2 separate regions of the Homo sapiens genome follow, and region 1 is linked to region 2. A link is an interaction called in ENCODE POLR2A ChIA-PET data of the cell type or tissue named here. Cell type or tissue: PC-9. All regions are shown on one strand. Each heading gives the region's core, and the rest is flanking DNA. Links, peaks and the distances in the headings are about the cores only.

Evidence for each region. Peaks named below come from ENCODE experiments on the same cell type or tissue, not always from the same donor. Only the 100,000 strongest peaks of a DNase experiment are listed, where the experiment ranks them.
Region 1: POLR2A ChIA-PET joins it to region 2 with 16 read pairs; 1 of 35 experiments calls an interaction of 5 or more read pairs at or near these places.

Annotation. Positions count from the first base shown.
Region 1 is chr7:139,385,989-139,391,295 of GRCh38, reverse strand. The region is part of intron 3 of FMC1-LUC7L2 (FMC1-LUC7L2 readthrough); the gene reads right to left. The region is part of intron 2 of LUC7L2 (LUC7 like 2, pre-mRNA splicing factor); the gene reads right to left. Among named protein-coding and RNA genes, the nearest start is that of LUC7L2, 29 kb to the right of the region's middle. In PC-9, for the core only: no CTCF peak of the experiment used is centred there; no DNase peak of the experiment used is centred there; H3K27ac peaks cover 778 bases.
Region 2 is chr7:140,589,220-140,594,526 of GRCh38, reverse strand. The region is part of intron 3 of DENND2A (DENN domain containing 2A); the gene reads left to right. Among named protein-coding and RNA genes, the nearest start is that of DENND2A, 49 kb to the left of the region's middle. RefSeq lists enhancers at 1-198, 136-636. In PC-9, for the core only: no CTCF peak of the experiment used is centred there; a DNase peak (open chromatin) is centred at 3,116; H3K27ac peaks cover 1,447 bases.

The DNA of each region.
Region 1 (5,307 bases), core at 512-4,511, 1.2 Mb after region 2:
AATTTCTACTATTATGGAATTTATATTCACAATGGAAATCAAGGCCTTAAACTAAAGCAACAGCTGCAAGTGTCTACAAAGATGTACATACAAGGATTTGACTGCCACAGTGTACACCAAAAACAGAAACAAAGACTATGAATATATTAATACTCACTGCATGTAAGAGAACAGCCACACTACACAATATTATTCAGGCATTTTTAAAAATGCAGACAACTGATATGGAAACCTCTCCAAGACAAGTGAAAAAAATTCAAACAATATAATGGCATCTGTTAAAACACACAAGCTTGTGTGCACAAGCATTTACACAAGGAGAGTGAAAGATGTACACTAAATTGTTGACAAGGTTTAGATCTGAGAAGGAGGGTGATGTATAATTGGAAATATTCATGTTTTATGCTTTATTCTCCTGTACTTAAAAACTACATTGTCTAGGCCCGGCATGGTGGCTCACACCTGTAATCCCAGCAGTTTGGGAGGCCGAGACGGGCGAATCACGAGGTCAGGAGATCGAGACCATCCTGGCTAACACGGTGAAATCCCGTCTCTACTAAAAATACAGAAAAATTAGCCGGGCATGGTGGTGGGCGCCTATAGTCCCAGCTACTTGGGAGGCTGAGGCAGGAGAATGGCGTGAACCTGGGAGGTGGAGCTTGCAGTGAGCCGAGATCGTGCCACTGCACTCCAGCCTGGGCGACAAAGCGAGACTCCGTCTCAAAAAAAAAAAAAAAACTACATTGTCTAAGTAATAAGACAGACTAGGCCAGACGCAGTGGCTCATGTCTGTAACCCCAGCACTTTGGGAGGCCGAGGCAGGTGGATCACTTGAGGTCAGAAGTTTGAGACCAGCCTGGCCAATATGGCGAAACCCCATCTCTACTAAAAATACAAAAATTAGCTACTCAAGAGGCTGAGGCAGGAAAATCACTTGAACCCAGGAGGCAGAGGTTGTGGTGAGTGGAGATGGCGCCACTGCACTCCAGCCTGGGGGACAGATTGAGACCCTGGTCTCCAAAAAAAATAAAAATAAAAAAAAAAATAAGAAAAAAAGAGAGAGAGAGAGAGAGAGAGAGACTGGGCACTGGACCACATCAAAACACCTCTCTTTACCTCGTATTATCCATTTGATCCTGAGAAATTCACTTAAACTCTCTGACCTTCCAACCTGGAGTGCAGTGGCACAATCATAGCTCACTGCGGCCTTGAATTCCTAGGCTTAAGTGATCTTCCCACTTTAGTCTCCTCACTAGCTAGAAGTACATGTGCATGCCACACCAAGTTAATTTTTTTTTGAGATGGGATCTTGCTATGTTGTCCAGGCTGGTAACTCCTGGCCTCAAGTGATCCTGCCTGCGCCAGCTGAACTTCTGTTTTCTCAAGTACTTCAGGATTGCTGTTCAGATCAAGTAAGATGTTTATAAAAGCACTCTGAAGGCAGGCTGTCAACCTACTTATTTTTGCATATTGATTGCAATGGGATATAAGCTCAATGAGGGAGGAACATAGTCTTTCTTGATCATTGTAACAGCCCCAATCAGATAACACAGTCCACCACATAATAGGTACTCAATATTTTGTTACATAATATGATATAATATTATATTACAGCTCAATATTTGTTCAATGAATAACTTATTTCCTTGGCTCATAACTTTACCTACTTCTAATGCTTCCATTTTCAAGCAAATTCACAAAAGAGGGCTATCTTTATTAAATATCAGTGTGTATGAGGAGGTTTCTAGGACAAGTGAAGATAATTTACACAGAAGACAAATAATAGAGGGAAAGAGCCAGAGCACATGCTTCAAGAGGAGAATACAGTATTTCCTATCGGGAAAATAAAGAGGAACAACTTAACTGGAACGAGAAGATTTCTACTAGAAGATAAAGGAAAATGATGGGGGGAAAAGGGGATGTAGGATTATACTGGCCCACAGGCCACTAGTTTACAGCCTCTGACTAGATGGTGAAAGAGTCTGAAAATGAGTCAAAAAAAATGCAGAATTTATTCTGTAGGCAAAGAAGAATGCTTGACTACTCAGGCAGAAATACGACACAATAAAATCCATGTTTCAGAACCATTAACACTAGATGGATTGACCAGAAGAAAGAGACAAAGGGCAAGAAAAGATATTACAAGAACCTAGGAATAAAGCCACTGGGGTCAAATTAGAAGAGAAAAAAGAAAGGAGGTGACAGAGGTAAACCAGAGTGCCGAAGAATTAAAAAAAAAAAAAATCATTTAAAAAATGTGAAGTGTCTCTGGAATAATGAATCCCATCACACCTTCTTACAAATATGGAAATCAAGACTCAGACAGATCAATATTTGCCTAAGATCATAAGCTAATGGCAGCAGAGTAAAAATCTCAACAGGTCTTTAATATAGCTCAATATTCTTTCAATAACACAATAACTTTCAACCTACAGGTATTAGCTAAATGGAAATTAAGTGTGGAAAGAAAAAAGTCAGGAGTCTCTTCAGGGTTTCAAGTATTTCAAACATGAGAAAACAATGATGCCACCAAGAGAACTGACTAAATCAAATGGGAAAACTGATCTATGAGGGAAAATGTCTTGTTCTGGACAAGATGATTTTGATGTAATAACAGGAAATCTAAGTAGCAGCATCTAGTATGATACAGATATATGACTACATTCACTACAGGCTTTCTTTATCCAAGTTTTCCAGGATGAAAGTTATACATATTCCTCCCCATAGTTACAGCTCAAGCATTTTTCCAGAAGATGCTCTAACGAATTACACAAGAACACGGAGTCTGACCCCCATGTTAACAAGTATACCTTAGACATGAGTATAGGGTGAAGAGAAATGGGGCACATTGTGCATACATAACGCTGCTGCTTTTCTACCACTTCCCAATTTCTTAACTGCCTCTTCCCACTTGTATATGTTCCAGCTCCAAACCTATTTTTCCCAAAGTAAAGATAAATCATGATATTTTTCTACCTTTTTGTAATTTTCTTAAGAACATAGGAAATATTTTTATAACCATTTCTGACCCTAGATATGCAAAGAAAACTAGAAAAAGTTAAAACAAGAGGTCTTATCACACAAAGACTATGGTGTACTATCTAACTGGAAAGAGAGAGAGAATGAGAATATATACACAAATGAGATAAATTTTTTTTCAATAGTACAGAAAGCAGGTGCTATACTGGGGTTCAGAGGCTAAATTGTTACAGGGTAAGGCAATCACATATAGTAAGCCAGATAGGATTTAAATTTGTAGAGAGGAGAAAGAATATTGCAGGCAGAAGAAAAGAGTGTAAACAAAAATGAGAAGCATGCGAGGGAAAGAAAGGAGTGAGACGACAATAAGTAAATCAGTTTGGTCAAACAAGAGAACCAGGCCAGACATGGTGGCTCACGCCTGCAATCCCAACACTTTGTGAGGCCATAGCAGGAGGATCACTTGAGGCCAGGAGTTTCAGGCTTCAGTGAGCTATAATGACACTACTGCACTTCAGTCCTGCATGACACAGCAAGATTCTGTCTCCAAAAAAAAGGAAAAGAAAAAACAACTTATACGATTTATTCATTCAAGGGAGAAGTAGCCTGGGTAAGTATTTTAGATTTTTCAGTACAGGTATAAACAATACAGAACCACCACAAGTTTTGCGTAGGAACAAAATGGCAAGTTGATTCCCACTCAGAAATGACTACCTTCTTCTCCACATTCGATCTCAAATGTCACTTCATCGAAAATTTTCTCCATTTGTTTCTTTTGTTTCCATCAGGAAACAAGAGCTCTCGTATAAAAAATAAATAAATAAAATAAAAATTTTCAGCCAGGCGCAGTGGCTCACACCTGTAATCCCAGCACTTTGGAAGGCCAAGGTGAGCAGGAGTTCAAGACCAGCCTGGCCAACATGGTAAAATCGTGTCTCTACTGAATATACGAAAAAATAGCCAGGCGTGGTGGCAGGCGCCTGCAGTCCCAGCTACTCGGGAGGCTGAGGCAGGAGAATGGCGTGAACCTGGGAGGCGGAGCTTGCAGTGAGCCGAGATCGCGCCACTGCACTCCAGCTTTACAAGTCATATTATCTGAGTAAAATCAACACATATCTTTATTTTTGATCCTGCAAGCCAAAAAAGTTTATGAGACCATGTATTCTCAAAATGCTCTGGCCGGGCACGGTGGCTCATGCCTGTAATCCCAGCACTTTGGGAGGCTGAGGCAGGTAGATCACCTGAGGCCAGGAGTTCAAAACCAGCCTGGCCAACATGGTGAAACCCTGTCTCTACTACAAATACAAAAAATTAGCCGGGCATGGTGGCACGTGCCTGTAATCCAGCTACTTGAAAGGATGAGGCAGGAGAATCGCTTGAACCCAGAAGGAGGAGGCTGCAGTGAGCTAAAATCAAGCCATTGCACTCCAGCCTGGGGAACAAGAGCAAAACTCTGTCTCAAAAAAAAGCTCTAATCCTTTAATCCTATATAGGTTAAAGTAAAACACTAATGAGCTTTTAGAAGTTCCCTTAATGAGTAAGAATCAGCTAGAAAGCATTTAGGTCTTGCCTAAAGGTTGAACTCATCACATGTTAAAAAATATTTCCAGTGGCCGGGCGTGGTGGCTCATGCCTGTAATCCCAGCACTTTGGGAGGCCGAGGTGGGCAGATCATGAGGTCAGGAGATCGAGACCATCCTGGCTAACACGGTAACCCCGTCTCTACTAAAAATACGAAAAAAAAATTAGCCAGGTGTGGTGGCAGGCGCCTGTAGTCCCAGCTACTAGGGAGGCTGAGCCAGGAGAATGGTGTGAACCCGGGAGGCGGAGCTTGCAGTAAGCCAAGATCACACCACTGCACTCCAGCCTGGACGACAGAGTGAGACTCCATCTCAAAAAAAAAAAAAAAAAATTTCCAGTGACAGAGAAAAATATTTCCAGTGACAGAGATTTTGTAATTCTTTGTAAATGTGCTTGATGTTTGTGGTTAATCGCCTGTATAAAGAATATTTTTAGGCTGGGCACAGTGGCTCAGGCCTGTAATCCCAGCACTTTGAGAGGTCAAGGCAGGTGGATTACGTGAGGCCAGGAGTTAAGACCAGCTTAGCCAACATGGTGAAACCCCATCTCTACTAAAAATACAAAAATTAGCCAGGCGTGGTGGTGGGTGCCTGTAATCCCAGCTACTTGGAAGGCTGAGGCATGAGAATCACTGGAACTTGGGAGGTGGAGGCTGCAGTGAGCCAAGATTGTGCCATTGCACTCCAGCCTGGGAGACACATCAAGACTCTGGTCTCAAAAAAAAAAATTATTGTTTTCAAGTTTTCA
Region 2 (5,307 bases), core at 715-4,714:
ATTCAGCAGGGATGTGTAGCCTATCAGGGAAACAGATGGGATCAAGAGGAAGTGACGCTCGGGCCAGCGGGAGGGTGGGGAGTGGACGTTCAGTTTGAGTGAACTAATAGGTGAAAGCCCTGAGACAGGAAAGACTGCATCATGTCAGAGGAACTGCAAGGCAGGAGTGTGGCCTGAGGGCCAGGAAGGGTCTGGGGTGAGGCCTGAAGGTCTTCTGGACCTATACACAAGGTGTGGATTTGGGCCTATTACCTAAGGGCAATGGAAAAAAGGAACATTTTTAAGAAGGGGAGAGAGATAATCAGATTTGCATGTTTAAGGCCGGGCACGGTGGCTCACGCTTGTAATCCCAACATTTTGGGAGTCTGAAGGGGGTGGATCACCTGTGGCCAGGAGTTCGAGACCAGCCTGGCCTACATGGTGAAACCTCGTTTCGGGTAAATATACAAAAAATTAGTCAGGCATGGATGGTGGGTGCCTGTAATCCCAGCTACTTGGGAGGCTGAGGCAGGAGAATCGCCTGAATCCAGGAGGCAGAGGTTGCAGTAAGCCTAGATCACAGCATTTAACCCCAGCCTGGGCAACAAGAGTGAAACTCCATCTCAGAAAAAAGAAAAAAAAAAAAAAGATTTGCTTGTTTAAGAGACCATCCTGTCAGCAGCCTGGAGACTGGGTGGGCACCAATGGGCAGGTGCGGTGAGGCGATGGGGAGAAACAGTGAGGTCTTGTGGTTACCCTGTGGTGTAGCTGCCTCGGGGACTGAGAGAAGTGGGTGGGTTCAAGAGATGCTTTGGAGGTAAAACTTGGGTTAACTAGTTAGACGTAGGCAGTAAGTGGGAGGGAGGCTAGGAGTCTGATTTCCAGGTTTCAGACCTAAACCTTTGGATGGCAACACTGGGCAAGGAGTTGGTTCTCATCAGAGAGGCAATAGGATTACGAGTTCAGCTTTGAGATTCTTCCGCATTGTCCAAATGGGAGGAGCTCTAAGTTAGCATTTCATTTACAAAAATATGGAGAAGTCATGAAGAACATTCAAAATACGACTCAGAATCACAGTGTTTGGCATTGGTTGTTGAAATTTGGCTATTACATAGGTTATAACGCCCTTCAGCAAAGTTCTTTGGAACAACCAGCTCATTCTAGCATCTCTGAAACTCAGAAGCACCAAATATCAAACGATCATTTGAGGACCTGGGAAGTAAAGTGAGGCTGAGTGGAGGTTACACCTCTTCCCCAGGCTGTGGGCTCCCCAAAGGCAGGGACCTCTCGCCTTTGTATCACCCACTTTGAGCACAATGTGACTCGCATGTTTACTTATTAAACTTGCAGGCGGGATGTGGAATGAATGTTGAAAATGTTTAAATTAGAGAGAAGCCTGTTTGGATGTGGTTATCGTTCATTAACCTTTCACAGTTTCCTTTCTCTCAAAGTTAATGTGTAAATGAAGGTACTAAAACTTTCAAGTTAAAAAAAATATTTGTAGAGAACAGAATTAGGTTAGCAGTTGAAGGATTGGTGTGATCACATTTCTCCTCTTCAGGGAGCCTAATCACCTACCTAAACCTCAGAAGGGGAGGACTGATGTCCCTGACATTTATGTAGGCTGTAGAAATAATGCTAGGTGGTCCGGGCATGGTGGCTCACACCTGTAATCCCAGCACTTTGGGGGGCTGAGGTGGGTGGGTCGCTTGAGCCCAGGAGTTCAAGACCAGCCTGGCCAACATGGTGAAACCCCCCTATCTCTACAAAAAATACAAAAATTAGCCAGGCATGGTGGCAGGTGCCTGTAATCCCAGCTACACAGGAGGCTGAGGCAGGAGAATTGCTTGAACCCTGGAGGCGGAGGTTGCAGTGAGCTGAGATCGCCCCACTGCCTTCCGGCCTGGGCGACAGAGCCAGACTCTGTCTCAAAAAAAGAAAAAAAAAAAGGGCAGGGCACGGATCACCTGAGGTCAGGAGTTCAAGACCAGCTTGCCCAACATGGCAAAACCCTGTCTCTACTAAAAACGAAAAATTAGCTGGGCGTGGTGGCTCTCACCTGTAATCCCAGCACTTTGGGAGGCTGAGGTGGGCAGATCACAACGTCAGGAGATCAAAACCATCCTGGCTAACACGGTGAAACCCAGTCTCTACTAAAAATAAAATTTTAAAAAATAGCTGGGCATGGTGGCAGGCGCCTGTAGTCCCAGCTACTCGAGAGCCTGAGGCAGGAGAATGGTGTGAACCGAGGAGGTGGAGCTTTCAGTGAGCCAAGATCGCACCACTGCACTCCAGTCTGGGCGACAGAGCGAGACTCCGTCTCAAAAAAAAAAAATAAAAATTAGCCAGATGTGGTGGCAGGCGCCTGTAATCTCAGCTACTCGGGAGGCTGAGGCAGGAGAATTGCTTGAACCCAGAGGGCAGAGGCTGCAGCGAGCCGAGATTGCACCTGGGTGACAAGAGCCTGGGCGTCAAGAGCGAAACTCCATCAAAAAAAAAAAAAAGAAGAAGAAAAGAAGGGGAGGGGAGGGGAGAGGAGGGAGAGGGGAAGGGGAGGGGAGAGGAGGGAGAGGGGAGGGGGAGGGGAGGGGAGTAGGGAGGGGGGAGGGGAGGGGAGGGAAGGGAAGGGAGGAGAAAGAGAGAGGAAGAAAAAGAAAGAAAGAAAGAAGGAAGGAAGGAAAGGGAAGGGAAGGAAGGAAAGAAGGAAGGGGAGGGAGGGAGGGAAAGAAAGAGAAGGAAAAAGAAAGAAAGAAAAGAAAAGAAAGAAAGGAAGGAAAGAAAAGGAGGGAGGGAAAGAGAAAGAAAAGAGAGAGAGAAAGGAAAGGAAAGAGAGAGAAAGAAGGAAGGAAGGAAGGAAAGAAAGAAAGAAAGAAAGAGAAAGAAAGAAAGAAAGGAAGGAAGGGAGGGAAAATAAAGAACTGCTAGGAAGAGCTAACTTTCTAAATGCTTTGGCATGTGTTACCAACACATGACAATGATAGATCAAATGTTATAATTGGAATCCTACTTTCCTACTAGTTCTAGAAACTGGGCATGTAAAGATTTCTGGCTTCTCCTTGATCTTGTATGGACTGTACCTCATGTTAATTTGTTTGCCTTTCAGACTTCCTGCATAGGAATTAGTCACCTGAAAACTAACCCTTTAATACAGGAAATAGAGCTGCTATTTGAGAAACCTTTTGATGAATCGTTTTGCAAATTAGTTTTGCAACGTGAATAACCATCTTTTATTTTGAAACAGGGTCTCACTCTGTCTCAAAATGAGTGAGAGTGCAGTGGCTGGAATGCAGTGGCTTGATCTTGGCTCACTGCATCCTCCGACTCCCTGGCTCAAGGGATCCTCCCACCTCAGCCTCCCAAGTAACTGGGGCTATAGGTGTGCCCCACCACACCCAGTTAATTTTTGTATCTTTTATAGAGACAGGGTCTTGCTCTGTTGCCCAGCTGGTCTGAAACTCCTGAGCTCAAGCAGTCCACCTGCTTCGGCCTCCCAAAGTGCTAGGATTATAGGTGTGAGCTACTGCGCCCACCCCCATCTTCATTTTTTTAAAGGGAGTTTTTAATTGTTTTCAAATTGGACTTTTCTAATGCTGTTTAGACTAGTGACCTTTTATGTGTCAGAAATCAAATGTAAAGCATGGCTGACCTTTTTTTTATTATTATTATTATTCCCCAGAAACAAGATCTCACTCTCTCACCCAGGCTGGAGTGCAAGTGGCATGATCTCAGCTCACTGCAACCTGTGCCTCCTAGGCTCAAGGGATCCTCCCACTTCAGCCTTCCAAGTAGTTGGAACTTCAGGCACATGCCACCATGCCCAGCTAATTTTTGTAATTGTTAGTTTTTGTAGAGATGGGATCTTACTTTGTTGCCCAGGCTGGCCTTGAACTCCTGGCCTCAAGCAATCCTCCTGCCTCAGCCTCCCAAAGTGCTGGGATTACAGGCATGAGCCACTGTGTCTGGCCTGAGCTCTTATATTAGCATCTTGTTCTTGGAAATATAGAAGGATTATACAAAACATTCAAACTATGTCTTGAAATCCCAGGTGTCTGACAGTAACCACTGGGATAAAAGCTAATCCTATCCCAACAAACCCCAACACATAATCTGGATTCCCGCTTGCATTACATGTGCTCTATTTTTATGTATGTATGTATTTTTTGAGACAGAGTCTCTGTCGCCCAGGCTAGAGTGCAGTGGCGCAATCTCAGCTCACTGCAACTTCCACCTCCCCGGTTCAAGCGATTCTCCTGCCTCAGCCTCCCGAGTAGCTGAGATTACAGGTGCACACCACCATGCCCAGCTAATTTTTGTATTTTCAGTAGAGACAAGGTTTCACCATGTTGGCCAGGCTGGTCACGAACCCCCAACCTCAAGTGATCCGCCCGCCTCGGCCTCCCAAAGTGCTGGAATTACAGACATGAGCCACCGCGCCCGGCCTGCATTACATGTGCTTTAAATAAGCGAGTCATCCGCTGAGATTTGGAGAGCCTTTAACCATACAAATATCTTCTGTTGTTAGGGCAGTTATTATGAAAACATTTTAAAGATTCAGATGTTATTTCATAGGTACTTTATCATTTCGAAATTTGACCTATACAAATATTGTTTCCAATGAGATTTTAAAAAATAAAAACAGAACTATAATCCCAGACAACAGGGAGGCTGAGACAGGAGGATCGCTTGAGCCCAGAAGTTTGAGACCAGCCTGGGCAGCAAAGCAAGACCTCCATTTCTACAAAAAATTAAAACTTAGCCAGCCATGGTGGCATGCAACTGCAGTCTCAGCTACTCCGGAGGCTGAAGGACAAGGATTGCCTGAGCCCAGGAATTTGAGGTGCGGTGAGCTGTGGTGGCACCACTGCACTCCAGCCTGGGCAACAGAGGGAGAACCTGTTTCTAAAAATAAATAGAGCTCTCGCCATGGCAAAGCAAGGCACAGCTACAGCCCCTTTCTCTCTCTCAAAGAAAAGGCCAAACTCAGCCAGGGTCGTGCTGTAATTCTAGGCAGTCAAGGCTTTACCTGTAGGTGGTGGTTACTACCCTGGCCCTGAGAGTGGGAGAAACTGCCTGGCTTCCAGTGAAATGACCCCTTCCTGTCCCCCTTTTCCCTGTAAGGGTTCATAGCATCTCCTCATAGCATAGATTACTTACTACTTGAGGGAAACAGAGGGTCTGCCTGGGTATCGCACAGTACTGTGTAATGCAGCAATGTAATTATCACTGTGTAATGCAGTTTTGTATGGAAAATTAGTTCAGGTTCCCAACAGCAAACTGTTGAAATTCAGCCTGTTTTAGTTTGGAGCCTGTGAATGCAGCTTCCCTCCT